Linked DNA regions of Homo sapiens: region 1 is linked to region 2. A link is a loop called in an ENCODE intact Hi-C map of the cell type or tissue named here. Cell type or tissue: dorsolateral prefrontal cortex. All regions are shown on one strand. Each heading gives the region's core, and the rest is flanking DNA. Links, peaks and the distances in the headings are about the cores only. Region 1 has its middle 72 kb from the start of CHRNA1. Region 2 overlaps WIPF1 (WAS/WASL interacting protein family member 1).

Region 1 (2,914 bases), core at 239-2,738, 130 kb after region 2:
TTACAGGCATGAGCCACCATGCCCAGCTGGTGAGACAACTCGTTAAAAGGTAATGGGGGCACTAATTAAAACATTCCAAGAGTATTTTGAAGAGCCAAAGATAATAGGAAATTGAGGGATGGGGAATGGAATAGGATAAAAGATATACACACACACAAAGAATACTATCAATTAACATTGACTTAGATGAACTCATCCTCAGGAAGGTTCTCAACATAAATATTAATAGATCCCTTATGGTGGACATTTAGAAGATAAAAAATTAAAATCCATCAGTAAAGAAACGTGGGACAAATCCTCTTTAAAAAATTACTTGTTGCAATGCAAATGCACACACAGGACTAGCACCTCTTAAGAAGCGAACAGCATTGGTTTATTTTTGTTGTGGTTAACACTCAATAGTCCAAGGACAGAAAGCCCCTTGTCCTGCTTCTTCCTTCTGGTAACTTCCTTTTCTCATTTTTAGGGCAAATTGCCAACTGCACCAGCCCAGGGAAAGGCCAAGAAGGAGATTGTTTTGTATTCTTTTAGGTAATGGTCAGTCAGGTGTGGCCACAAGAGGCGATCAGGAGAGGTTCAGGAGAAAAGTTTACCATGATCTCACATCCTAGAAACAGGAGGCACAGCAGGGCCACATGGGAAAGCACCAGCATGGGTCAGGGGCAGAAGGGACAGGATGGGTGGGAGAGCCTAGGCCATGACCTTTTTTGGAGTTTCAGTGGGAAAGGCAGGGCAGTGCAGGGGAAGCAGTTTAAGCCTGGCTAGTTTGAATAATTTTCAAGGGCTCCGAGCTATAGGGATGGTTCCTTATTGCCTGGTACCTGTCCCTGGGATGGCAAAGGCAGAGGAATATTGCCTTTTGGGTATATGGCCAGATAGAAGAGGCATTGTTCTGGATTAGTTAGTTTGCATATCACAGGGTTGTTCCCAGTTGAGCGCTTTTGCTATCTCTAAGATTTGGCTATCCACAGGAGGAGGAGCAGTCTGTCCCTCAGCCAGAAAGGTTTTTAAGATGTCAAAGCATCATAATGTACAGAAAATTAAAAATATAAACAATACAGAGAAGGAAATAAGTATGGACAGAAGATGGTCTTCAAAGAGCAAGTAAGAAGGAATAAAGTATACACTTGAGCCTCAAACAGGAAGGGGCTAGAAAAAACTTGTGAGTGCCATCTGCTTTCCTCCTCTCACTTGCCAGATGAAGAAACTGAGGCCCTGAGGGAGTGGGCCACCAATTTCAAACCAGCTTAAGCAAAAGGTGGCATGTATTGGCTCATGTACATGAAGAGTCCAGAGGCAAAGGTCAGATGGGGCTGGACCCCTCGATTATGTGACCTCATCAGGATTTGGTCACTCCAGCTCACTGGTCCCCATTCTCCATTATGCTTGTCTCTGAATGGGCCCCACTGTCAGACAGGCCCTCTCCTTATGGTGGCCTCGGCAACTCAGGCTTACATTATCCTATTATCTCAGTGGAGAGAGCTTCTCTTTCCTGGCCCCAGTCCTGGACTGAGTCACACTGGACCTTGTGTCCATTCCAGAACCCATCCTCGAGCCAGGAAGAATGCAATATACTGACTGGCCAGCCCAGTCATGTGCCCCCTAGAACTATGGGGAGTGTCTGCCCCACTCAAAACATATGCACTGAGATGGGGAAAGAAGGAGTTCCAAAGGAAATCAGAGATGCTGTTACCACAAGAATGGAACCCATTTTGCCTGCCACCATGCAGATGAGCACTCCTCAACAAGCTAATCACAGAGCTGGGTTCCACCCATTCTGGCACTCTCCTCACACAAAGCGTCCTCCTCCATAGCAGAGCCATTGCAAATCAGTGTGAGGAGAGTGCCAGAATGGGTGGAACCCAGCTCTGTCATTAGCTTGCTGGGGAGTGCTCATCTGCGTGGTGGCAGGCAAAATGGGTTCCATCCTTGTGGAACTTGACTCAATTAAGCAACTCTTCATCTTGCTCACCCTCAGTTGTCCGCTTACCTCATTCTTCCTGGATGTGGGACAAGAACTTGGGACCTACCAAATGGTGGGACTGAAAGAGCTGTAACACAAACAGGGCTAAAACATGACCCCCCCCCCCCCAGTCACCACGTTGCAGGCAATGAGAAGGAGAGAAGATAGAAGGAGAGAAGAGCTGCAGCCCTTCAGGGAGCCCAGACCTAGGAGCTACCCAAGCCAGGGCTGTGATGCCCTCTTTGGGGCTCAGCAGGTCCTGGCATCTCCAAGCTTCCAGGCACCACTGCGTTCCCGGGTGCCCACAATGGAAGCCACTTGCTGTACACCTGGTCCAGCCACAGCCTTGCAGGGAGCCAGTGCCCATGCTAGCACCTGGAGCTGCCTGCCCCACTGCAGTGGCTGGATCCTGCACTTGCTCATTCACATACCCTCACTGCTCCGCACCTGGCTTGCCCCTGGCAGGCGTGGGATCTGGGCCAGTAGTGTGGCCAAGCACAACCCGTCAGGGTGATACTATGCACATTGAAAATGTTTGGAGCTCTCTGGACTAGTGCTTTCCTATGGAGGAAAAAAAAAAAGGAGACTTCCTATGGCTTGGTGATTCCCAGGCATTGTAGTGATGAGCGCCCTCGGAAGGTGGTGCTGGAGGATCAGTTACTGAGGCTGCCTTCCTGAATCCAGGCAGCACCAGCCAGGCAGCGTGAGAGAAAGGGGTTGGGCAGAGCAGCAGCCCTGATGGATGGGGGCTGAGGGACTCAGTTTCTGTGGAGGGCTTATGTGAACTGGACATTTCATGACCTGATCAAATGACAGGCAGGCTAGAGAGGCAGGTGTGGAACACTGGTAGAAAGGTCCTCTTGCAGGAGAGGAAGAAAAGAATGGCTTAAACAGGCAATTAGTAAATGAGGTAAGGAGTGGTGGGCAAATGGGGAATCCCAGCAAGCTTCG
Region 2 (2,914 bases), core at 129-2,628:
GGGAAGAAAAATTCATTTTTGTAATTTTCCATAGTTTAAGATTTTACCACAGAACTTATTCATAGTTTTAGATGCAATTAGGTTGCAAACTTTCAAAGAAAGGGTGTAGGTGTATTAATGAAACAGTCACTTAAACACTACATTCTAAAACAATCTATTCTGGATGAATGGCAACTTTGAGCTATCACCCTGTTTCAGATTTAGAACGGTACCTGCCAAGTTCAGATATGCAAAGGAATTGTCCAATTCTTACTACCCCTTATAAAATTCAGACCCACTTTCTCTGAGTCAGACTTTTCTCCGTCATATTTTCTAGGAAGGGCAAATTCCATCTTTTGTGAAATGGGTCATTAGGCTTTATCATAGGGATGTTTTTCACTGTTGAAATCAGATAAAAGAATCCCAAATAAATGATGCTGCTAAATTACCAAACTGCTAGAGATTAAAAAAATTTTTTTTTAAAAAGCCAACACTTTGCCAAGCTTGTTATACCTTATTATTTCTTGATTCTCTTTGAGTAAAAAGCCCAAATGACTGTATGGAAGAGAGATGAATGGTAGAGGAGAGAGGAAACACAGGTTCTCTAATGTACTAAATCAGGACTTTGGCAAGGAAGTTATAGAAATATAATATATTCAAATCAGTAACTTCATAATTTATTAGACATCCCATTTATTAGAACTCTAAGTTCTTTTGCTTTTATATAAATGAAACATTTATTCTATAAATAGAAATGTATTTTTCAGAATTTTCTTTGGGTTGGTTTCTTGGTAGCATCTCCCAGTAATACATGAATAACATACTGAAACCATGATACAATGTTTAGGTAGATATACATATACATATGTGGTCATGTGTTTTTAAAAAACAAGTAATGGTAATTTTAAACAAAACCATGTAAAATATCTAAGTGGAAATATTTTTTCCCAACTCTATAGCTAGATTTAAAAGTCCCAGTAAAATTTTGTAAACAAAATCATATAAGAAAAGGCAAGGCTGGCTCTTCCCTATGGTCCTTTAGTGGAGCTATATTTGCATAGATCCTAGACAAATGATGCAAAACAAATTCCCTCCAATTTCCACTAGCAATCTCCCTAATTCGCTCAACCCTTACATAAGCATCAGATTTAGATTTTTAGAGTTTTGCCCACCAACTCAAATCGGTTCCCTTCTTCTTCCATGTTTCTGATTTGATATATTTTCCTGACTTTTTTCCCCTCCTACCAAGCCTTCCTAGTCTCTCCCAGCCTCAGGAGCTTGCTCAGCCAGAAAGGAACAAAGGCTGCTTCCATTTCACAAGGCAGAAGTCCAGCTGACAAGTGGAGTGCGTGAGCCAGCTGGTTCTGAGCCCAGAAGTCCCGACAGGCTTTCCATTTGTTTCCAATGGCTTTATTCCACATGACTTTAGTAAACCGTACTCAATCAATTTCTGACCTTGGTACTTTGAAGCAACACTTGTATACAGATATTAAGGGAAGAGGGAAGTTAAGGGAGGAAAATCGAAGGTCAAACTGTGTGTCAAACAAGGTGCTGGGTCCTAATTTTATTTTTAGTTGCCTCTTGAATCGCTCAAGCCCATCTTGCCTTTTTTGTTTTTTAAACAAGAGGTTTCTGCACTAGCTTCCATCTTCCAGACTCGTGCTGTCTAATCCAGTAGCCACCAGCCACATGTGGCTACTGAGCACTTAAAAATGTGACTAGTCTGAATGGAGATGTGCGGTAAGTGTAAAATACACTCTGGATTTTGAAGATTCAGTACCAAAAAATAATATAAAATATCTCATTAAAATTTTATGTTGATTACAGGTTGAAATATTTTGGATGCATATTAACTTCACTTGTTTAAAATATATTAGAAATGTAAAAATTGTATATGGGGCTCACATTATATTTCTATTGGACAGCTCTGTCCTAGAGCCAAGCTCGGACTGCCAAAGATTGGACATCCTGTGACTGCAAGTTTCCAGTGAGCCCTTACTCAGCAGCTTGCTTAGGTGGTCTGTGGTTCATAGAAACAGAGAGGAGGCCAAGCATGCGAAAAAGGAACGGGAGAAAACAGCTCTCAGGGACTTTAATAATTACAGTCTGTAACAAATAAGCAGTGAATGTTTGAATTTGGTTGGTGGAAAGCTGGGATGCAAGTCATCTCTGCCTATTACGACAAAAGCCTATCGACCCCAGCAGCCAGCACAGGCAGGCTGCAGCTGAAGCAAGCAATAGCCTGGAGAATAAACACAATATGAAAAGCTAGGTGCATTTCTTACCGATTCCCACCCACACACGCATATTCCCACTCCCCCTCCCACCTTTCCTCCTGCCCATACATGAGGCACAAGGGAAGAAGCAGGGAGGAGGGTATGCAGTTCTTAGATAGCAACAGAAGCAGCTCTTGAGCTTGGGTAGAGAAGAGCAGGCAAAGATCACCTCGGGATGGGAGGGAGTGGTGGAGCACCCCTTTCTCTTCGGTTGGATCCACCTTGGTGAAAAAACAGACAAAATATAATTTTGGTTAGAAAGCTGATGTTCTCATCGTGGAAACTCGGGGATGGTTGCACGGGTACCCACTACCTCATCCCTATGACCAGGGCTGTCAGCTAACTGGCGTATGTTGTGGATGAGAAGTGAGAGGTGAAAACAAGCAAGTAATGTTCTGAATAAACATCATGGTGGGTGATCCATCACTGGCTCCCAAGTACTTGCACAAAGTTAAAAAAAATCATTTTCTTCTTATCACAGTGTGTGCTTATTATAGATTTAGAAAATATGGATGAGTAAAAACAAAGAACTCACCCATTCCTCCAGCACCCAGAGATAACCAATTATGTGTATATTTTTTACTTAGAAACAGTTCCCCGTTTTCTTCCAGAAATAAGATCATATAGTCAGTTTGAACATCTTTCGAAGGCATTACTCT

Evidence for each region. Peaks named below come from ENCODE experiments on the same cell type or tissue, not always from the same donor. Only the 100,000 strongest peaks of a DNase experiment are listed, where the experiment ranks them.
Region 1: it touches region 2 in a loop (3-fold over the local background); 50 of 110 quality-filtered maps call a loop at or near these places.

Annotation. Positions count from the first base shown.
Region 1 is chr2:174,690,927-174,693,840 of GRCh38, forward strand. No RefSeq gene overlaps it. Among named protein-coding and RNA genes, the nearest start is that of CHRNA1, 72 kb to the right of the region's middle. In dorsolateral prefrontal cortex, for the core only: no CTCF peak of the experiment used is centred there; a DNase peak (open chromatin) is centred at 1,485; H3K27ac peaks cover 1,020 bases.
Region 2 is chr2:174,560,127-174,563,040 of GRCh38, forward strand. WIPF1 (WAS/WASL interacting protein family member 1) reads right to left here. Exons shown (of 8, transcript NM_001375834.1): 8 at 1-2,476. The coding sequence ends at 2,421. Among named protein-coding and RNA genes, the nearest start is that of WIPF1-AS1, 14 kb to the right of the region's middle. In dorsolateral prefrontal cortex, for the core only: a CTCF peak has its summit at 1,333; a DNase peak (open chromatin) is centred at 1,315; H3K4me3 peaks cover 965 bases; H3K27ac peaks cover 1,811 bases.